2 separate regions of the Homo sapiens genome follow, and region 2 is linked to region 1. A link is a loop called in an ENCODE intact Hi-C map of the cell type or tissue named here. Cell type or tissue: endothelial cell of umbilical vein. All regions are shown on one strand. Each heading gives the region's core, and the rest is flanking DNA. Links, peaks and the distances in the headings are about the cores only. Region 1 overlaps EPB41L4B (erythrocyte membrane protein band 4.1 like 4B). Region 2 overlaps EPB41L4B (erythrocyte membrane protein band 4.1 like 4B).

Evidence for each region. Hi-C counts contacts between places; a loop is a spot of excess contacts. Peaks named below come from ENCODE experiments on the same cell type or tissue, not always from the same donor. Only the 100,000 strongest peaks of a DNase experiment are listed, where the experiment ranks them.
Region 2: a loop joins it to region 1, with 2.0 times the contacts of the local background. A loop is called at or near these places in 3 of 110 quality-filtered maps.

The regions. Positions count from the first base shown.
Region 1 is chr9:109,248,755-109,254,131 of GRCh38, reverse strand. EPB41L4B (erythrocyte membrane protein band 4.1 like 4B) reads left to right here. Exons shown (of 26, transcript NM_019114.5): 12 at 582-691; 13 at 2,621-2,651. Among named protein-coding and RNA genes, the nearest start is that of EPB41L4B, 70 kb to the left of the region's middle. In endothelial cell of umbilical vein, for the core only: no CTCF peak of the experiment used is centred there; a DNase peak (open chromatin) is centred at 2,801; H3K27ac peaks cover 1,208 bases.
Region 2 is chr9:109,180,596-109,185,972 of GRCh38, reverse strand. EPB41L4B (erythrocyte membrane protein band 4.1 like 4B) reads left to right here. Exons shown (of 26, transcript NM_019114.5): 23 at 368-484; 24 at 3,176-3,244. Among named protein-coding and RNA genes, the nearest start is that of FRRS1L, 16 kb to the right of the region's middle. RefSeq lists an enhancer at 1-456. In endothelial cell of umbilical vein, for the core only: CTCF peaks have their summits at 2,452 and 2,652 (motif pointing left); no DNase peak of the experiment used is centred there.

The DNA.
Region 1 (5,377 bases), core at 77-5,076:
GTTGCCCTTAGAGGCACACAGAGCAGGTGACAAATGGTGACTAAGAGCAACTGGAATGAAGCAGTTGAGGAGTACATCAGACGAAACCAGCAACCTCCTGGAATCTGCAGCCGGGTGTCACGTTGGTTGAAACCCAAAAAGCCTTAGTGAAATCAGTAATGTTTGCCTTGGCATAGCAAAGAAAGCTGAGACCTAGTTAAGTGGGTATTGATAACAGTCTTCTAAAAGATGGGTTAAATGTCTATGCAGTGTGTTCTGTGAAAGGTTATTTTATGTGAAAATCAATGTTCTCTTAATGAGATGTATCAAACCTGCTTGGTTTGTGCAGCCAAGTGGCTGGTACCTAAATTGCAGGTTTTGCCCTTTGGTGGAAATATCTGCCCCTGGACTGTAGCCTGGACTTGGCAAAGGAGATTTTATTTCCAAATGGAAGGTTAAACTTTGTGTTTCTTTACCCAAGTGAGTTCAGGCTAAGTTGAAACGTACGTTGGAGCTCTTGGAAATAAAAGTGCACTTTCAAAAACAGGTAATGTACTGAGATTCTGATATTGATAACACACGAGAAAATATTTACTTCCCAGTGGGCGGACAGAATATCAAGCTACACATGGCTCCAGGTTACGAAGAACCAGCACCTTTGAGAGGAAGCCTAGTAAACGTTATCCATCCCGGAGACATTCAACGTTCAAAGGTTGTGTGTTTTTCATTCTTTCTTGGAATTTTACATTATGCTTGAGTCATTTAAGCCCTCGAGGAGCTTGGTCAAGCAGCTTATGAAGAAAGTACCCGCAGTTCTCCAGTCTGGAGCTTTTGGAAAAATAATCCCAGTGGTGTTCTTTTAACGGGACCTGGCCACTTCCGCCATCCCTCTGTCATTAGTGTTTGCCGTGGATGTGTTCATTTATTTCTCCCCTTTCTCCATATTTCTTTCCATGTGCCTCTTTGCTTCTTTTAGACCTGGGCTCAAGCCCCGGTACCTCAGGAATATCACAGGGAAACACCTTTCTTGCCTATAGAAGATACTGTATCTCCATCATCTTGCAATTTTAAGTGTGGACATCAGGCCCATGCTAACTGGAATTCTGACCACGTACAAGTACATGAAGAACTTTTAGATATTCGGCTCAAGTCCCACAGTCAGTCCAAACTTTCCTCACCCTTAAATTTAGCCAGGCCCTAGAATGCCTGCCCCCTTCCCCTTTCCAAACCCCTTCAACCTTGTCCATCAGTTACAGCTGGGGCCTCATACCTGTATGAGGCCCGGAACACAGTACAACTCAGTCAGTGAATGAGCAAGCCAGGCTCATTTCTGTTGGATCCCAGCCTCCAGATCCCATCTTGTAGCTCTTCTTTCTCTACACTAGGTTGCTCCCCGACTTAGGACGCCCAGTTTGTACTCAGTGTTTGCTCTTTTATGGCAGAGCCTCTGCACTCCCAGCCTCCTGGCCCCTTCTGTACATGATTTCCTTGTGGCCACTCCATGCATTTTTCTTGGCTCAGGACTTAGTGGGCCTCCATGGGACTTGGTACCTCTACTTGTTCCCTTCTGGAATCTGTAACTTTGTGTTCCCCACCATTCTTTCCTTTATGAACCGATGGTGCAACAGCATGACTACCTGAAATTCTTAGTCACTCCCAGCTGCTTTAGTGGAGGGAAAATGCCCACAGCACAGGAAATAGTCCTGCCCTTCGAGAGAGGCCAGGGGATGGGAGCGTGTCCAGAGAAGGGCGATGGGTTGATGAAGGGTGGCCACAGCGCCCGGGAGGAAGGGGCCAGAACGCTCTCTGTTCTGTTCCATGAGGAGGATTATGCTGGTGTGTGTAGTCCACTGGTTCAGAGTTGTCCAGAAATAGCTCAGTGTAAGGAACAATTTTCCAAAGATCAAAAGAGCTGTCTCAAGATAGCAGTGCGTTCCCAGCCCCTACAGGTGTATACAGCACAAAGGGAGGGACCCCCTGGTGTGGCTGTCACAGAGGGAAGTGGACGTCCTGTGGTTTGACCCCACCAGATGGCTTTAGAGATCTGGGCCCCAGGGTCTGTGATTCTTTTCCCCCTCCCTCTTTTCTCTCCCTTATTTCACTGACTTTTTTCCAGCCAGAGTTCTAGCATCTTCTTTGTCAAGCTTTTAATGATTTTCCCTGCCACATCTATCCTTTTAAAAACAAAATGGAGTGTAAGCGGCTAAGCTGTACCTCATTCCCAGGGCTCTGTCCATGCAGGCCCTCACGGCGTCCCCGAGGCCCCTCAGTCCAGACCCATGCTTATATTGCATCCCTGATCACCGTGTGCTGTTTTCCCTTTTACCCACTTCTCTGTATCTGCCTTTCTCTGTCTCTAGACAGGGAACTTCTTGAGAGCAGAGACTGTGTCTCTTTGTCCCTGCCTCCCAGAGCGCCCAGCCCTGGGAACCTGCTGAGTGGATGGTTGCTGAGTGAATCAGAGGGAGGGGTAGTTTACTCTCCCTGAGGAAAGGAGAAGTAGCCACCATGCAGTTCTGCCTGGGTTGGAGTTGGAAAGGCTCTGTGATGGTAGAAGTCTCGCATGGCCATTATCTGTCATTGCATGGTGAAAGCGATAAAGTTCTCTAAGATGTCATAACTTTCTGTTTTTCCTTTATAGCAAGCAACCCAGTGATAGCAGCCCAGCTCTGGTGAGTGTCCTTGAGCTCTAGAGCACAGCTCTCCTCTCTAAGGATCGTATTTATTTGCAATGTTGACTTTTTCCTTACTACAGTGAAATCAGGAAGTGTGTCATCTGGTAATTTTTTTCCCCTTTTTCTGCTGCCTGGCTATTCCATGCTCATGGCTTTCAATAAGTACACAATATAATGTTCCAAGACAGTTTGGTTTTTTTGGCAAACACAGCTGCTTTGTTTGAGTAGCTGTGTGCTTTGTTTATGATAACAGTGGGTGGGAAAGGTAGAGGCCTGTGCGCAGCACACTGTGCTCATGGCGTGGCAGGCAGTGCTGGGAGAGGAAGGCCTTGCTCGCGAGCAAAAGCTGGACGAGAGCAGATGCTAGATTTGCTCAGTGACGTGCAGGTTTTACATCATAGAAGACATTAAACACCTTTACTGAAATTCCTGCAGGAAAATGAACTTATCACAAGAGTGAAAATTGCCAGCACAGGATTCAGCAAACATTTTCTGTAAAGGGCCACATAGTCCATGTTTGAGACTTTGCAGGCTCTGCTGTGTCTTTCACAGCTACTCACCTCTGCTGTTGTAGCTAGAGAGCCGCTGTGGAAAATATGTAAATGAGCGAACGTGACTGCATTCCAATAAAACTTTACTTATAAATATCAGTGGACCAGATTTGGCCCAAGGGGTATAGTTTTTGCAGGCCTCTTCCCTGGCACAGGTGTCCAGGGTCTTGCCTGTATAGTAGAATGATCTGGTGAGCATAATTATCTGAAACATCCTCCGCAGCCACACCCCAGGCGCATTGAATCAGTCTCTCAGGGTGGGACCCATATAGCTTGTTTTTAAAGCTGCCCAGGTGAGTCTGCCCGGCATATACCGCTCTTGCTCTCTCTGAAACAACTGCCTGTCTTATGTGAGTTTTGGCTTGTTGAGTAGACAAGCTGTCATGTGAGAGAACCACAGACTTGCATTGTTTGGACCTTTGGTCTGAACTGCAGCCGCTGGTAGGTAGGCCAGGTTCATTAGGCTCTCAGTCATCCCAGGCGCAGGTCTCAAGGCGGCTGAGAGGGTGGTCTTTGAGATGGGCACAGCTTGACTGTGCCATGCACTATCAGTCAGGACAGTTGGCAAAACGTGGCACGGGGTGGAGCGGGTTGCAGATACCCCGGTGAGCGAGGAGAGCCCTGGCTGAGGCATCAGGAACCCTCCCTCCAGGTACCAGCTGTGTTCTAACCCAGCTCTGGAGACTTAGGCCTTCCTACTTCTGGGCCTCCGTTTTCTTTTTTGCAAATCAGGAGGTTGGGCTAGATCAGTGTTTTTCCAAACTCTTTTACCCTCTGATTTTCACCCTCTAGAAGAAACCTGATGTCAAAGCCCAAAATACAGAACAGACAAATGTGGAGGTCCTCCGGATGAAGCCGAGTGGGGAGGGAGAGGCCAGTTCCTGCCTGCTCTTCTGCCACTCCTCCCACCCCGTAGCTCCAGGGCACCTTCAAGGAACCCAGGGTTCTAGAGAACACAGCTGGTCCCTCATATTACACAGCTGGAAACTCAACCTCGCATCTCTGATTCCAAATCCTACTTTCAGCGTCATTCTGCCTTTTGTCTCTGGGTTTTGTTCTCAGCATCTGATGAAGGGGCTCAGGGGTCCTGTTGAACTGCTCTGTGTCGCCCCCTGCCCCGGAGGGTGGGAGGAGGTTGCAGTATTCTGGATGGGTTAGTTGTAGGTCCCTAGATTCACCCCATTTTTAGGATCCTTCTGGCAGATAGTATGCCAAATGGTATCTGTACCTTTCTTAGCTTGTCGGGGTGTCTTGCTTTTAATTCTCTGGGGCTTGTAAGTTACAGCCCCAATTTCTTTACTTTGCTCTCTAAGGTAGTGATTGTTTTGCTTGTTTCTCCCTAATAAAATTACATTTTCCTCCCAGCATCTAGTGGAGATTATATATTGGGAACCAAAACAAACTAAAAAAAAAAAAAAAATTCTGCCCAAAAAAAAAAGCCCTGATAAATATACCCTTTAGGAACAAATGAGCTAATAACTGCTGTTCGCAGCTGTTCAATTGCTCTTCACAGCCTGTGGGATCCCAGGGTGAGTAGGATTGCTGTGGGAGCCGTGGATGAAATTGTGCTCTGGGCTCCAGAGGTACTACTAGAAAAATAGCACCTTGCGGAACGCTTAACTTACCTGATGAAGTCCAGCCAGAGGTGATCTGGTTCAGAGCCTAGCTCTGTGTACTGGTCCTCCCTGAAAACCAGAACACAGAGCCATTTAGACCCCAAGCAAGACTTATAACAATGATCTGTTTGCCTCTCAGTGTTGGAGAAGCCAGCAATAACACTTGATTTCAAGCACACCTCCTGGCAATAATGATTGCCTGCTCTGTCCATATATATACATATATATATATATATATTTTTTTTTTTTTTTGAGATGGAGTCTCGCTCTGTCGCCCAGGCTAGAGTGCAGTGGCGCAGTCTCGGCTCACTGCCAGCTCTGCCTCCCGGGTTCACGCCGTTCTCCTGCCTCAGCCTCCCGAGTAGCTGGGACTACAGGTGCCCGCCACCACGCCCGGCTAATTTTTTGTATTTTTAGTAGAGACGAGGTTCCACCGTATTAGCCAGGATGGTCTCGATCTCCTGACCTCGTGATCAACCCTCCTCAGCCTCCCAAAGTGCTGGGATTACAGGTGTGAGCTACCACGCCCGGCCTATATATATATATTTAGCATTTA
Region 2 (5,377 bases), core at 273-5,272, 68 kb after region 1:
TCAGAACCCTCAACCGCGTGCCAAGAAGCCACTACCTGTCCTGTGCAGTTGGCACAGGAGATAGCCTCTACCTACCAGGCCTGGGAATGGGGTCTTGGTATGTCATCTGCTCAGATGATGGAGACAACAGATGAAAGACAGAAAGGAGAAAAGAAGGCTGAGAGAGAGGGTGGGGGGTGGGACCAGAAGCCAGTTGGCCAGAGCCTGGAAGTAGGCTGTGGGTGAGGCTGGCTTGAGAACAGTCTGGAGTTGCCAGATCTGTCTTGCACTGTGCTGTCTTTCTCTCCTTTCCCTTCCCCTACCTCCTCTTCCTCCTCCCCTTCTCTTGCCACCTCCTCCTCCCCTTCTCTCCTCTCCTCGTGAGCAGGCAGAGCCCGCCAGCAACCCCCACTGTGCCCACTCTCGCTGTTCTCCTCCACTCTCTCTCCCCATGAAGGAAGAGACCACTGGAGTTTGCATGTACCCTCCAATCAAAACGAGGCTGGTAGGTACCCTGGCAGGGAGAGGGGCCTGGCCAGGAGAGGTGAGGTGGGCAGGAGCCACCAGGCGAGGTGGAAGCCTGGGTGGGCGTGCAGAAGCCCCAGATCTCGGGCAGAGCCCATCGACAGGTGCCCTCACTCCAGATGGATGGAGGATTTGGAGTCCAGCTGGCCCTGGTCAGTTTGGAACATGCAGCTATGGAGCCCACTTCGCCTCTAGGTCTCAAGAATCAAGAAGAGTTTGTTTTCCTAGAATTTTGATGAGCATAGATGCTTTCCCCAGAGAGAAATATATGCTTTGGTACTCACCAGACGGACTCTTATGTTGCATTTCTATTGAAAATAAAACTTCTTTAAACTTGTCTTCTTCTGCTATTTATCAAGCTAATGATGTAATAGGAGTGCTACCTGACAATGTGAACAAAATTACCTGTCATCCCAATTTAGCATGATTTTTTGTCATTTTTACATATTTCCTTCTATTTATTCATATCATTCATAATTTTACATAGTTAAATCATAGTAACCATATTCTCTCCTGTTTTCCTCTTTTCACTTAATGCTGCTATGTTGTTTCTAGCTTGTTCTTGTTACCACATTATATGACTATTTGTATTTCATCAAGTGAATGGTCTACCATTTATCTAACACATTCTTTACTACAGGATGTGCGCTTTGTTCGCAGTTTGTCATTATTTGGGAGAACACATATAGCTTTTTGCATCAGGAATTTTATTTTCTTAGGCTATACCCTGCTGGATTAAACATGGTGACTTTGGCTTTTGCCCCCTTTCTAAAGTGGTTGTGCTAACAGATAGTGCCATCAGAAGAGAGTGACTTTGCTTTTCTCCACAGCCTTAGCAACACAGAGTGTAATTGTTGAAATCTATTTTTCTAATTTACAGCAGGTATAAAATAATTCTTTGAGATTGCTAACTTTCACCTTTCTTTCATAGCAATAATAAACCACTTTCTGGCAGGGCACAGTGGCTCACGCCTGTAATCCCAGCACTTTGGGAGGCTGAGGCAGGCAGATCACCTGAGGTCAGGAGTTTGAGTCCAGCCTGGCCAACATGTAAAACCCCAACTCTATTAAAAATACAAAAGTTAGCTGGGCATCGTGGCACGTGCCTGTAATCCCAGCTACTCAGAAGGCTGAGGCAAGAGAATCATTTGAACCTGGGGGGCGGAGGTTGCAGTGAGCTGAGATTGCGCCACTGCACTCCAGCCTGGGTGACAGAGTGAGACTCCGTCTCAAAAAATAAATAAATAAACCACTTTCCCTTTCTGCTTCATGATGATCTGAGAGTCTTATCTGTCTGTTACTTTCTGCTAGGATATTGGTCTCAGAGCACCATGCTGACTCAATAGGCAACAAGAGGAGAATGTACCCCAAGACTTCACCCCAAGGGTCCTTCTCTCACCTGAGTCAAAAAGGCAATTTCAGGCCTATTCTGGCAATTTTGAGATGTGTAAAGAGACCAAAGAAATTTGGGGGAAGGGGAGCAGGCTTGGGCTGGACATCTCAGTACACGTGGCAAGGATATTGTCATCCCCACATGGGGGAGACTTGCTTTACCCATTTGGGAAAGCTTGGCTGATTTGGGTCTGAGCTAATGTGTTCTTACTCATCCCTGCCTCACCCTCCCATTGGAGCCACTGAAGAGCATTGAGTAGCTATCCCAGTGTCCACAGGCAAGACCTCGAGACACACAAAGCCTGCTGCCCCTGGGCAGTGGTGGCCTTGGTGTCTTGCCTGCAGCCCTCTGCTGGCGGGTGGTATGGTATGCATTCACCAGCAGGTGTGCAGACAGTTTCTGTCCCCCAGGAATGTGCACAAAGCTGGTGTCAGAGTCATCTGGTTCCTGGGCCTGATGACGTACCCTAGGCCAGCTTGAAAAAATAAGCCCTTCCATTTCCCAAGTTCTCCAGGAGGCCAAAGACAAAATGACCAAAGAGAAAGACATGGAAGTCAAGAGTCTTTTTCACCACCACTACCTGATCAGCTGTTCGTCTGGCCTTTTTCAGACTAGCTCAGTACTACAGGTACTCCCAGCACTGGGCATCTTTGTGCATCAAGCCATCTGTTCCCAAAGGCCGTGGGGGCAGGATTCTCCCATGCTTCCACGGGTTTCCCTGAGGTCTCCCTCTACTGGCCAAAGCGTACAGGGAGTCCAGTAACTGAAGTGATTAGACAGGGAATACTTTCTAGCTTAATTAGCCCAGCCGCCTTGTACCCTGCCTGCTGTAAGAGACCGTGTCCCAGGATGTGACCTCTCAGCAGCCTCTAGGCCATTCCCACAGCTATGGAGAAGTCATCAGAAGCCACCTCAGGCAACTCTGACTCCCTCATTATCCACCTTGATTGTGGCTTTTTATGAGTCAGGCCTGGAAAGCCAAGCAGATCCCGCTGAAGGCAGCTCCAGGGGGAGGCAAGTGTGGGGGCGCTCTAGGAACACGAGACTCCAGGCTGTCATCCCTGCTGAGGCCCGTCCTGCAGTCCAACTCCAGGCACAGATACAACCACCAGCTCACACTCCTGAGGGACCCTTTGTATGTGCCCTTACACGAGTGATGAAGGCTCTGCGGGGGCACCCCTGAATCCTTTGGTTCCATTTTAAAGGTGCGCTGCCAAAGATTGCAAAACTTTGTTTTCTAATCTGAAGGTAACCCCCTTGTCTTTCTCTCTTTTGAAGATAAAAACATTCCCGGTTGATACAATGAACCCGTTTCCTGATACTTTCACCACAGGGCCACAGTTTACTGTAAGTAGATCCAGAAAACAGATGTGCATTTTAAACCCTTGTTCCCATGCGGTGTGCTTTTCTGCGGGATGCCAGACAGCAAGGTCAACCGCTTCTTTTGATCACCGTTGAACTCTGTGAGGTTGGGAAGAAACTTGGATTTGCAGTCTGCCTCTATTTTATTGATGTGACATTGACATAAAATTAACCATTTTAAAGTGACAATTCAGTGACAGTACATTCACAGTGTTGTGCAGTGACCACTTCTATCAGTTCCAATACATTTTTATTGCGTCCTCCAAAAACCTCACACCCATTAAGCAGTTCCTCCTCATTTTCCCTTTGTTCCTACCTGCTGGCAACCACCAGTCTGCATTCTGTGTCTGTGGATTTACCTAGTCTGGATATCTCATATAAATCAATTGTATCATATGTGACCTTTTGTGACTGGCCTCTTTCACTTAGCATAATGTATTTGAGGTTCATCCACGCATGTATCAATACTTCATTTCTTTTTTTGTTTGTTTGTTTGTTTTTGAGACGGATTGAGATCTGTTCTACTGCCAAGGCTGGAGTGCAGTGGCACGATCTCGGCTCACTTCAACCTCCACCTCCCAGGTTCAAGTGTTTCTCCTGCGTCGGCCTCCTGAGTAGCTAGGATTACAGCTGCTTGCCACCACGCCTGGCTAATTTTTGTATTTTTAGTAGAGGTGGGGTTTCATTACGTTCGCCAGGCTGGTCTCCAACTCCTGACCTCAGGTGATCCACCTGCCTCAGCCTCCCAAAGTGTTGGGATTACAGGCGTGAGCCACCATGCCCAGCCTCATTTCTTTTTATGATGGAATATTATTCCATTGTATCTATATACTGCAATTTGTTTATCCACTCATTTATTGGGGGTTTTGGGATTGTTTTCACCTTTTGGCTATTGTGAATAGTGCTGCTATGCATATGTGTGTACATGTATCTGTTTGAACACCTGTTTTCAATTCTTTTGGGTTGGATCTTGATAATGGTGTGGTCTTAGGTAGGTCACTTTACTACCCTGACCACCAGCAGCTTTTTCTTTTTTGCTTTTAGAGATGAGGTCTCACTATGTTGCCTAGGCTGGTCTCGAACTCCTGGGCTCAAGTGATCCTCATACCTTGGCCTCCCAATGTGCTGAGATTACAGGCATGAGCCACCATGCCTGCCCCCTCTTCTTACTTAAGGTGAAAGTAGTAGTAAGAATATCCTCCTCATATCCTGTTGGGGCAAGGATCAAAAGGGACCAAGAATTTGAAAGTGTTTTACCAACCACAAAACATCCCACACCTGTCAGTTATGATTGTTGTTTCTCAAGGCTGGAGAGGCAGGGTGCTGTGATGAACAAGAACCAGTCACCCTGACAACAGACTTCTTGTCACCACCTCTCTGGGTGTCACTGGGCAGCTTATTTATTCTGCCAAGGCTAGGCACAGTGGCTCATGCCTGTAATCCCAGCACTTTAGGAGGCTGAGGTGGGAGGATCGCTTGAGACCAGAAGTTCGAGATCAACCTGGGCAACATAGAGAGACCCTGTCCCTACAAAATAATAATAATAATAAATTAGCTGCCTGTAGTCCCAGTTACCCAGGAGGCTGAGGCGGGAGGATCTCTGGAGCCCAGGAGGCTGACGCTGCAGTGATCTATGACTGCACCACTGGATTCCAGCCTGGGCAACAGAGTGAGACCCTGTCTTGATTTTTTAAAAAATTCTGCCAAATGTTTAAATCCTGTAGTTTCCTCATCTACAAAGAGAGAGTTTGATAATGTTCATGCTTCTTTTCAGGGCTCAACTCATTCTTTAAATGAAAGCTTCTGCAGAAGCTCACTGTATAATGAGCAATTAGATGGAGCAGAAGTGAGGAATCTGGGGTCCACACCTCCTTCCTCTCACTCTGTCCTCCTCCCGGGAACCAGAGCTTGCAATTTCTATGATCCCTGAAGCTCCTTCCGAAGGGTTTTTGTGCCATCTGGAGGATCTGTGAGGTGGGCTGTGGGTGGCTAAAGGTAGCTCTAAGTGCAGTCTTACGAGATGGATGATGGCCACTACCCAACATGGCTTCAGCCACACAGGGAGGGAGAGAGCAGTGGCTGATTCAAGTTTCAGAGGATGAGCAGAGGTGGGAAGGT